3 separate regions of the Homo sapiens genome follow, and regions 2 and 3 are each linked to region 1. The links are chromatin contacts, found by Hi-C or POLR2A ChIA-PET in ENCODE. All regions are on one chromosome and are shown on one strand. The core of a region is the stretch at or near the end of the contact, and the rest is flanking DNA. Distances in the headings are between cores, read along the strand shown. Region 1 has its middle 47 kb from the start of LINC02341. Region 2 holds the start of RGCC (regulator of cell cycle). Region 3 overlaps DNAJC15 (DnaJ heat shock protein family (Hsp40) member C15).

Region 1 (3,525 bases), core at 314-2,813:
ATTTTGATGTTGTGGCATATAGTAATCGTATTCATTTCCCCCTTTATCCTTTTTGTATTATAATCTTCCAAGTTCTAATTGGGCACACAAACTCCTTTTCCTGGGGTAACTTAAGCTAGATATGTGATTAAATTCTGGCCAATGGGATGTGAGTTGCAACTTCTTGCTAATACCCTTTAAAAAGAAACTGATTGCTCTGTACTCTCTTTTACCCTTCCTTTGGGGCAGAATAAAGAGGAGGTGCTGCAGATAAGAGCAACATTCTAGGGAATGTTGCTAGGGCAACAAGTGGAAACACTTGGAAAAGTGTATTTGGCTCTATAGAAATTAGATTTAATTTTTTTTAAAAACAGAAGATGATCCTGGGTCCCTGGAGGACCTCATGGAGCAGAGTCAGCTTCTTGGCCTTGCCTTACCCACAACCTATGTGCTCCTCTGTTAAAAGGAAATATTTTTCCATTCTGCTTGAGGCACTGTGTTTTGTGTAACTTTGCTACAGCAACTTGGGCTATGCCCTAATACTAGATGTGTTCTAAATTTTCCACACTTGCTGTTTTCCCATTGGATGAAGGGCTTGTGAGACACAGCATATGTTAAAAAAAAAAAAAAGACTTCTCTATTACTCTTTTTCAAGGTGGCAGACAAAGTTCAAATTCACATTATAGGCTCTTTTAGTATATTACATGTCCTCAGCACTGGTACTTGGTTCCCTCCCTCCCTCCCTTCCTTCCCTCCTTCCTTTTTTCCTTCCTTCCCCTCCTTCCTTCCTCCCCCCACCCCCTTTGTCTTTCTTTCTTGAGACAGGGTCTAGCTCTGTTGCCCAGGCTGGAATACAGTACGTCCCATCCTTGCTCACTGCAGCCTCGAACATCTGTGCTCAATGAATCCTCCTGCCTTAGTCTCCTGAGTAGCTAGGACTGTAGGAGCATGCCACCATGCCAAGCTAATTTTCTATTTTTGTAGAAATTGGGTCTTACTATGTTGCCCAAGCCGGTTTTGAACTCCCTGCTCTTGACCTCCCAAAGAGTTGGGATTACACACGTGAGTCACTGTGCCTAGCCAGTACTCAATTTCATTTTGAAAGTTGTATTTCTGTTTTATTTTTGTTAAATGGAATTAAAATGTCTGTGCAGTGTCTATCATAACCTAGTACAAAAGCAATAAAACTATTGTAAGCACTAAGCAATGTGGTCATTATTGACTTCTTTTTCTAGCAAAGGAAAGAGATAGGAAAATGGCTTTTGCATGGGGAATTTAATGTGTCACAGAAAATGATATAGAAGATAATGTAAATTGTGATGATGTGAACGCGGAGTAGTTTGTGTCGAGCATGATGGCCAATGGCAGCTAACTATGCCCTTCTGGAAACAGATGCACCCCTTTGCGTATATCAAATCTCCAAGCTGCACTGCACCAAAAGAACCCTGGGCACCATGTTACTTAGCTGGAAGGAAATGGGGAAGCTGTGGGAACCCCTATAAAACTCCCTCTGACATATTTAGCCTGTGGCTTGTGGGTATTCACTCAAACTCCAGGAGTGTGGGTTACCTTTAGTCAAATCTGAAGGAGTTTTGCATCTGTCACCCAATGCAGAGCTGAAGGAGAGGGAGCAGGTGTGAAATACAACCCAGACTTCCTTTTTAGTCCCAGTGGGGGTACATTTTTGTCTCACTGTTACCCTTGGTAACTCTGGGATGGTAAATAGTGAGATGAGTAATTCAGAAAGTGGAAACGGAAAGTGTTACTATATCTGCTACGAAGCTTTGCATCAGAAAAGTACTTCCTTTGCTTCTAAAGAGACTTGAAGAGTTTTGGGCTTCTTCTTCTTCTCTCTAGGTAGCTTTTTATTATCTCATGTTATAGTTACTTACATAAACGTATTGCTGGGAATTCTAGTAGCACAGGGATTATAGGAGTTTCCTGTGATTTAACTAAATCACTGGTGTCTTCAATACCATGTCCATGCTTCCCCCACAAACATCAGAGAAAATGACTTCTTGGCATGGGAAGTTTATGAGTCCAGAAATAATCTATATTTAGTATTTTTGGCATGGAGCCCTCCATAATCTGGCTCCAGGCTGCCTTATTCCTAGGCTCTGCCTCTTCCCTCCGTGTGATATCATATCAGATGGCAGAGGCAATGGAACCATCAGACTAGATTGTGGTTTTGGGCCACAAAGCATGACCCATCAGTCTTTCAGATTCTTAGTAGATGGGATGACCCCATGAGCTTTACCACCATAATTTTATTTTTACACCCATGAAAGTCATGGGCACTAGTTGGTGAGATCCAGAGGCCAATCCTGAGGTCCTGAGATGGTTCTCCAGGAGGGAGGTGCGTAGGAAGTGAGAGGTCACACTGTCTTCTCACACTAACCTCAGCCTCAGGGTGTGAGGCCAGCTTCAGAGGGGAGACCACAGTTCTGGGGCCCAGCCGTTTCAGCCACTGCCTTCTTGCCTTCTTTACTAAGGTCGTTAACAAGCATACTCATTAGTGGCAATTTCCCTGGTGGTTTTTGTGATGTGGGATTTGTTTGCTATGAAATGGCTGAATCCGCAAATCATTTAAAATAGTCAATCCTACTGGAGATAGAAATAACTCCTTGCCTGTGTTGATCCTAGCTAGTGACCAGTGTCCAGGAGGTGAAATCTTGGGAAGAGAGGCCTGGGCTTCTGACTCAGCAGAAACCACCGTCTTGACATTTTTAGTCTTTTCTTTGGTCTTGTCCTACTATAGAGACTTCTTTCTACAGGCCAGATTTGACAAAATAGCCCTACCAAATCATAATCAGAGGTGCACCAGCCACCCTCCCCCAATAAATTTGGCCTTATTTCTTGTTACCCTGATGATGCTCAGGATTCATAATACATATCTCTAAGGAATCTCCAGATTTGTATAATACTTGAAACAGAATATCCAAGAAGAGGAGAAAAAGAAATGGCTACAATAGATCAGTCCTCCACCAGGAGTGGCTTGAATCTCAGGGGAGGTTTGACAATGTCTGGAGACATTTTTGGTTTTCACAACAATGGGAAGGGGGTTTGTACCACTGGTGTCTAGTGGGAGGTCCCAGGAAGCTGCTAAATGTCTTACAACATGCAGGACAGTCCTCTACAACAAAGAACTATTCAGTCCAAAATGTCAATAAGGCTGAAACCCTGAAATAGAGGAAGACAAAGAGGTCTTCATATATCCTGCAGTTTAAGAAATGGGTTTTAAATATTTACTGAGCATCTATTATGTATATAAATGGTGCTTTTTTTATGAGATGGTCCAAGGAATAAAAGTCACATTCACGAACATCAAAAAGTTTCCAGTTTACTTGGAGATGGTACATACACAATGAAATTGTGTGTTATTTATTACAGCAATACTTCACTTGCAATGGAGATTGATACTTATATTGGTTTGCTAGGGCTGCCATAATAAAGTTGGCTTAAATAACAGAAATTTATTTTCTTTCAATTCTGGAGGCTGTACGTCCAAGATCAAGGTGTCAGCTGAGTTGTTTTTTGCTGAGGCCT
Region 2 (3,525 bases), core at 631-3,130, 920 kb before region 1:
GAGCCGGCCTGAGGTGAAACAATCAACCCCCGTGACTCTAAGTACATGTGCTCTCAATCCATCAAGACCCTTTCACGTGGAACCCCTTAAAGCTGTAAGCCCTTAAACGGGCCAGGAACTCTGTCTTCCTTCCGGGAGCTCGGCTCTTAAGACGCGAGTCTGCCGAAGCTCCCAGCGGAATAAAAAAAACTCTTCCTTCTTTAATCCGCTGTCTGAGGGGTTTTGTCCGCTGCTCATCCATGCTCCATTTCTTTGTTCCCTGACCGGGAATCGAACGCAGGCAGCAGCGGTGAGAGCACCGAATCCTAAGCACTAGACCACCAGGGGAACTTAGAACCTTGTGGGAAATAGATTGCGCACCATTAGAAGTGGGTTGGCCATCAGAAGGAAGCCTGGACAGGTCCCTTGTTTCTAAGGCGTGGCACAAGGTAACTGGTAAAGATACCTAGACCAGTTCCCATACATAGACACTTGGTGACAGCTGGTGCTAGAACCCCCACAGTGGCTGAGGGCATGCAGCAGCAATACTAGTAGCAAAGGGACAGATAGCTAAGGAAGGATCCCGCTCCACTCACCCAGGGAAATCAACTCCTGAAGTTCTGTTCGACCCCACATCAGAGGATCCATTGCAGGAGATGGCACCAGAGATCCCAGTGGTGTCCTCCCCTTAACAGGGAAAGAGGCTCCCCACTCTTGAGCCCACAGTGCTTGTGCCTCCACAAGACAAGCATATCCCTAGGCCACCCAGAGTAGACAAGAGAGGAGGACTATTCATATGATTAGTGGTCATTAACATATACTCCTTTGTGAGGTGTATGTTTCAATGTTTTGCTCATTTTTAATTTTTACCAGGTTGTCTATTTGTGATTACTTTGTAGATGGGTCTTTCTATATTCTGAAAACAAATCCTGGCTGGGTGCGGTGGCTCACGCCTGTAATCCCAGCACTTTGGGAGGCTGAGGTGGGCAGATCACCTGAGGTCGGGAGTTCGAGACCAGCCTGGCCAACATGGACAAACCCCGTCTCTGCTAAAAATACAAAAACTAGCTGGGAGTGGAGGCTGAATGTTTCACTCCGTTACATGTTAATTGCTCTACATTTAATTAGCCGTCTGTGGTGAGAGGCGAGAGGCTAGCGCCTAGCTCAGCGCACAGTCCAGGGCGTTCGCCCCCGCAGGCCGCGGGGCAGGGTGGCTCGTTACTCCGTGGACACTGCAAGGCGCCCTGTTCGCGCTGCGTCGACGCAGTAGTTTCTTCCCATAATAAACCCCTTCTAGATAAAGTCAGGCTGGCGGGAGCGCCCTGGACCGTAGTTCAGGCCCCCGCGCTCCGCGGTGGGAACAGTTCAGGACTCCCCCAACTCCTGCCCCTCTCGCCCCGACCCTCTCCACTCCGCCCGCCCACCATCTCGGAAGTCCCCTTGGGACAATGCGTAGGGGACCTCCGCGTCCCCGACACCCGACTGGGACACGGCCGCGGGCTCCTTCGTCCCTCACCGCCAGCCAGGGAGGCTCTGCATGCCCACGTCCACTTCACAGCCGAGGAAGCTGCGGCTCGCGGAGGTGCCTGGCACGCGGCGGGAAGCAGCAGAGCTCGCGCCCAGCAGTCAGCTCTGGTGACGCCGAGGACACCGCGTGGGCCGGGTTGTCAGGGCGCGGGGGCGAGAGGCGGGTAAATATTTGGGGCTGTAACCGGGGCTTCGGCGACTCCTCGTCACCGCGGTTCCAGGGCGGGCGCGTGGCGAGGGCGGTGCCTGGGGGCAGGGGCCTCCTCGGAGGGCGGCGGGGACAGACCCGTCGCCCCGGCTCCGCAGCCCCGCCCCGGCCCCGCCTCCGCTCCGGCCGCCGAAGGCTATAAGATCTAGGAACCCGAGCCGGTGGTAGGGCGGGCGCGGACCGTGCTGGGAGCGGCGCGGCTGGAGCGCAGCGCCGAAGGGACTGGCAGGGCTGAAGTGTGCGGGACAGCAAGCCCCCGAATAGCCCCGGCTGCCACCTCGCAGGACCCAAGGCCACGCGCGCCGGGCCCAGCTGAGCCGCCTCATGAAGCCGCCCGCGGCGCAGGGCAGCCCCGCGGCCGCCGCGGCCGCAGGTGAGTGCGGGGTCCGGGGTCCCCTTAAAGTCTCGGCTCTGCAGATGGCGGGTGAGAAAGGAGGGGCCCCGTGTCGTCCCTTCACACCCCCCACCCTTCCATCCTCCCCGGCGGGAACCTGTCCCCGGTCTTCCCGCGCGGGCGGCTGCAGCCTCCTTTCCGGCCCGGGCTGGCCCCCATGTCCCACCTTCCCTCCACCACCAGCTCCGCGCGCGCCCGGGGTTGGGGGGAGCGGCGGGGACAGGTAACCGGCAGCGCCTGGGGAGGAATCTGGCCGCGCCAAGTCGCTGGGTGACCCTGGGCCTGGCGAAGGCTCAGTTTTCTTGTCTGTAAAACGGACTTGGTAATAGAACGCACTTCGGGGGTGGTGGAGAAGATTACAAGGTAACAGCGACTGCGTGGCTGTCACTTGGCAGAGGCGCCAAGTGTCAGTTATCTTCGGGAACCGTGGCGGCCCCTCCTGGCCCTGGGAGGTGGTCCCGCTGCCCCCCTGACTTCCGTGCACTGAGCCCCTGGCCCTGCCCGCAGCCCCGGCCCTGGACTCGGCGGCCGCGGAGGACCTGTCGGACGCGCTGTGCGAGTTTGACGCGGTGCTGGCCGACTTCGCGTCGCCCTTCCACGAGCGCCACTTCCACTACGAGGAGCACCTGGAGCGCATGAAGCGGCGCAGCAGCGCCAGTGTCAGCGACAGCAGCGGCTTCAGCGACTCGGAGAGTAAGTGCGGCCCCCGCTAGGATGGCGCCGGGATCTCCCAGCTCCCAGGACCTGCCCCGCGAAGGCTGCGGCCTCAGTTTTCTTATCAGTAAACTGAGGAATGGTTTCCTGAAGCTCAACGCAGTAGGCCGAGTGGTGGCGGGGCCCCTGACGATAATCACGGGAAAGGTCGCTGGAGGGCAGGTTGGTTCACTTGCCGCCCACGGGTGTGTCACCAGGCAGGCGAGTTTAAGCAGCTTGTCCCGACTCAGCCAGACAGGACTCCCTGGACCTGCACCAGGCCTTTCCGCAGTTTCCCTCCTCTTCTCCTTTCCGTGCCTCTCCCCTCTCAGCTGTAACTTTGCAGATGTGGAACAAGTGCCAGTGGAATGAGGGGGCACAGTGGGGACATGGGAGGGCGCAGAACGGAAATATTCATGAAACCAGGAAAGGTTTCATAAGCCCAAACTGCTGTTCTTGGGATTTATGAAATAACTGCTTGCATTGTCTTCTGGCCCTTAGCTCTCAGACTTGTTGCTCCATTGCATGCAGTTATGAAAATCTTTGGCACTGCTGAGTTCAAGTATTTTTCAGCCAGGTCCTCCACCAGGCTGGAGGGGGAGCCAGAGAGCACATGGGCATGAAGGTGGTTCCTGGTGATCTTTCTCACAATGGAGACTACCCCAGGGTCTCTTTGTCCTGAACAACTTTGTCAACAACAGCAACAACAACAAAAACAACAAAA
Region 3 (3,525 bases), core at 376-2,875, 670 kb after region 1:
TCCTTATTCTAATCTGCATGTATAATACCTCTTTTACCCAAATTATATTGATTTGCCAGCAGTCTTTCTTGTTTCCTCTCTTTTTTTCTCCTTTCCACTTGCTGTTGTTTAAATTCAAAGAGTTTTCTTTGTGGAGACTGAACCTAATAGTAAGACAGCATAAAACACTGAGTTCAGCAGAAAGTGATTTGCTTGTGATTAACCCTTGAGAATTAACTCACTGCAAGATAACAAAGAATGAATGTTTTCCAAACATCTGGCTCATTCTTCTTTTCCATTAGTAGATGAGACCTCTCCATTTACCCTCTAGGTGTTAGGAATTCTCATACTGTTTCACTTAGGCTTTATCATACTCGTCACGGCATATTGTTAGAAAGTAAGTCCAAAAGAGAGTTCATGACATACCCTTTCTCTGCCACAGACCTCTCACAGTCCTTGCAGCAAAAGGCAGTTAGTGTCATTCTTTTAGTTGTTCAAGACAATAACCTTGACTCTTCTCTTTTCCTTTTAGTTGCTCAAGACAACTAAAAGGTCCTTTTAGTTCCTTTTGGTTGCAAAGACTTTATTTTCTTTGTCTTCCGAGAGACTTTTGGATATATTTACCTGGTCCAGGGTATTTTGAAGCATGACCATATGTTAGATTCTTAATTACGTTTAACTAGCATTGTCCATTATATTTTCTCATTTCAAAACCTTGACTCCATATCCAGTGTCTCAGCAAATCCTATTGGCCTTACCTCCGAACTCTATCTAGTATCTCACCACTTTCCTCATTTCCATCATTAATCGCTGTAGCCCAAGTGACCATTATCTCTTTCATGGATTATTTTAATAGACTTACAACTCATCCCCATGCCTCTGCTTTTCATCCTCTACAATCTATTCTCAACATGACAAGTAGAATGATCCTTAGAATTTTAATTGAAATAATCTTAGGCCTCTGCTCAAAACAATGATGTACTGTATCACTCGGAGAAAAGCTAGTCTTTATGTTGACCATATAAGGCCCAGCATGATCTGCTCCCCTTGTGACCTGTTCGACCTTGTTGCCTATTTTTTTCTCTTTCTCTTCCTGCTGTATGCACACTGGCCTTCTGGCTATTCGTTAGGCACACTGGGCACACCTGTGCTTTAGGGACTTTACACTTGTTCCCATTGCTAGTCCAAAATCTAAGGAATCCTTTTTCTTGCTTTAATTTTTTTCCAAAAGTCATTTTTTTCAGTGAAGCTTGCCCTACTCACTTTAAATTTGTTGCTCTTGTAGCAGGACAAGCCGCAGGCAAAACCTCTCAGACATCGAGTTGTAGAAGGAAGGGCTTTATTCAGCTGGGAGCATCGGCAAGCTACTGTCTTAAAATCCAAGCTCCCCGAGTGCACAATTTCCGTCCCTTTTACGGGCACACAACACTAAAGATTTTATATGAAAGGGTTGTGATTGATTGAGCAATCTAGGGGATATGTGACGGGGTTTCATGCACTGGTAGTCAGAGTGAAACAGAACAGAGCAGGGAGTTTCACAATGTTCTTCCATACAATGCCTGAAATCTATGGGTAACATCGGGTTCTAAGTCATGAGTTGATTTTTAACTACTAGGTTTAGGCCATGCAGGCTCGGGCGTGGTTTTGGGCCTGGGGCCAGGCTGCCTGTCTTTGATTTCACTTCCTTGTTTTTTTCTTAAAACAGGTACTGAGTATAAAATATAAAACAATGTGAGAGGGTCTCTCTCTTCCCTCACTCTCACCATACAAACACATACCTACTTCTTTATCTGCTTAATTTTTTTCCATAGCACAAATCACTGCGTAAAATAATTATATATTTTTCCTGTTAAAATTGTTTGTTGTCTGTCTCTCTTGCTAAAATGTACCTTCATGAGGATAGGGATTTTGTCTGATATATCCCTAGGGCTTAAAATCATGACTGGCACATAGTAAATACTGAGTATTTATTGAATTAATTAATGAACCAGTCAGAGATGGGAAATAGCCTTCAAGTGCCTGTTTGCTAAATTACCTAACCTTTTTATTGGGAGTTTATTTTCCTTAATGTTTGTTTAACAAATTAGTTATTCTTTCATGTTTTCCACATAACCTGTGGATTATCTTCATTTTTTTTTTTTTGTAAGGAAATTTACCAGACATAAGGTCCTAACTTTATTTTCTTTGTCTTCCGTGAGACTTTTGAATATATTTACCTGGTCCAGGATATTTTGAAGCATGACCATATGTTAGATTTTTAATTAAGTTTAACTAGCATTGTCCATTATATTTTCCCATTTCAAAACATAATTTCGGTCACCAGTATGGTACACATAAAATATGAGCTACAAGAGACATCTCGGTGGTGGTGAGAGACAGGACTAGTTGGACTTCCTAGGCCGACTAAGAATTCCTAAGCCTAACTGGGGAAGGTGACCGCACCTACCTTTAAACACAGGGCTTGTAACTCAGCTCACGCCCAACCAATCAGGTAGTAAAGAGGGCTCACTAAAATACAAATTAAGCTAAAAGCAGGAGGTAAAGAAATAGTCAAATCATATATCGCCTGAGAGCACAGGGGGAGGGGCAGTGATTGGGATATAAACCCAGGCATTGGAGCAGAGAGTGGGCAACCCCCTTTGGGTCCTCTCACATTGTACGGGAGCTCTGTTTTCATTCTATTAAATCTTGCAACTGCACACTCTTCTGGTCCGTGTTTGTTACGGTTCGAGCTGAGCTTTTGCTCGCTGTCCACCGCTGCTGTTTGCTGCCGTCGCAGACCTGCCGCTGACTTACACCCCTCTGGATCCAGCAGGGTGTCCACTGCGTTTCTGATCCAGTGAGGTGCACATTGCCGCACCTGATCAGGCTAAAGGCTCGCCTTTGTTACTGCACGGCTAAGTGCCCTAATCGAGCTGAACACTGGTTGCTGGGTTCCACCGTTCTCTTCCATGACCCACAGCTTCTAATAGCTATAATACTCACCACATGGCCCAAGGTTCAATTTCTTGGAATCTGTGAGGCCAAGAACCCCAGGTCAGAGAACAAAAGGCTTGCCGTCATTTTGGGAGCGGCCCACCCCATGTTGGGAGCTCTAAGACCAAAGACCCGCCCGTAACAGTGGTAAAGTTTCTTAAGATCATTTTCATGTCATTATACAAACTTTTAGAAAATGACGCTTTGCTAGATTTTGGAAATCCAAAGAAATAAAACACAGTCCCTACCTCCGGAAGCCTACATGTTGGAAGGGATTTGAAATAGGTAAATGAGTATTAACTAATGTAATATATATTACAGTAGAAAGATCTCCTGAGTACTATGGAGTACTGAAGAGTTTTGTTTGGGTGAGAGGTGAGTGAAGAAAGCTTTTTTGAGAAGATGAGCTTGAAGTTGATTGCTGAGTAAGATTTCCCAGGAGTAAAGCAGAGAGGAACAAAAGGAGTAAGAGTAAATAATATGAGAATGAAAAAAGGACCAACATGGAATGTCTGTGACGTTCACATAGGTGCTGGTTATTTTTCATAACCTTGTTTGAATCATTACGAG

The links. Hi-C counts contacts between places; a loop is a spot of excess contacts on that map. ChIA-PET counts read pairs that join two places held with the same protein, here RNA polymerase II (POLR2A). Pooled maps may share reads with other maps.
Region 2: a map with no recorded cell type shows a loop between it and region 1 (9-fold over the local background). The contact joins the promoter of RGCC here to the enhancer-like site in region 1. A Hi-C loop is called at or near these places in 2 of 37 single-sample maps with no recorded cell type and 8 of 50 pooled maps. POLR2A ChIA-PET finds 5 or more read pairs at or near these places in 1 of 52 experiments (activated T-cell).
Region 3: a map with no recorded cell type shows a loop between it and region 1 (15-fold over the local background). The contact joins two enhancer-like sites. A Hi-C loop is called at or near these places in 14 of 37 single-sample maps with no recorded cell type and 8 of 50 pooled maps.

The regions. Positions count from the first base shown.
Region 1 is chr13:42,376,253-42,379,777 of GRCh38, forward strand. No RefSeq gene overlaps it. Among named protein-coding and RNA genes, the nearest start is that of LINC02341, 47 kb to the right of the region's middle. RefSeq lists an enhancer at 1,757-1,836. Within about 2 kb of position 1,564, at least 5 of the 41 ENCODE cell types and tissues checked have a DNase peak (open chromatin) inside an H3K27ac peak, as active enhancers do.
Region 2 is chr13:41,455,670-41,459,194 of GRCh38, forward strand. RGCC (regulator of cell cycle) reads left to right here and starts at 1,881. Exons shown (of 5, transcript NM_014059.3): 1 at 1,881-2,087; 2 at 2,616-2,801. The coding sequence starts at 2,039. RefSeq lists a silencer at 1,654-2,493 and enhancers at 2,067-2,744, 2,794-2,923.
Region 3 is chr13:43,044,051-43,047,575 of GRCh38, forward strand. The region is part of intron 1 of DNAJC15 (DnaJ heat shock protein family (Hsp40) member C15); the gene reads left to right. Among named protein-coding and RNA genes, the nearest start is that of DNAJC15, 22 kb to the left of the region's middle. RefSeq lists enhancers at 1,548-1,597, 1,698-1,757, 2,099-2,774. Within about 2 kb of position 1,626, at least 16 of the 41 ENCODE cell types and tissues checked have a DNase peak (open chromatin) inside an H3K27ac peak, as active enhancers do.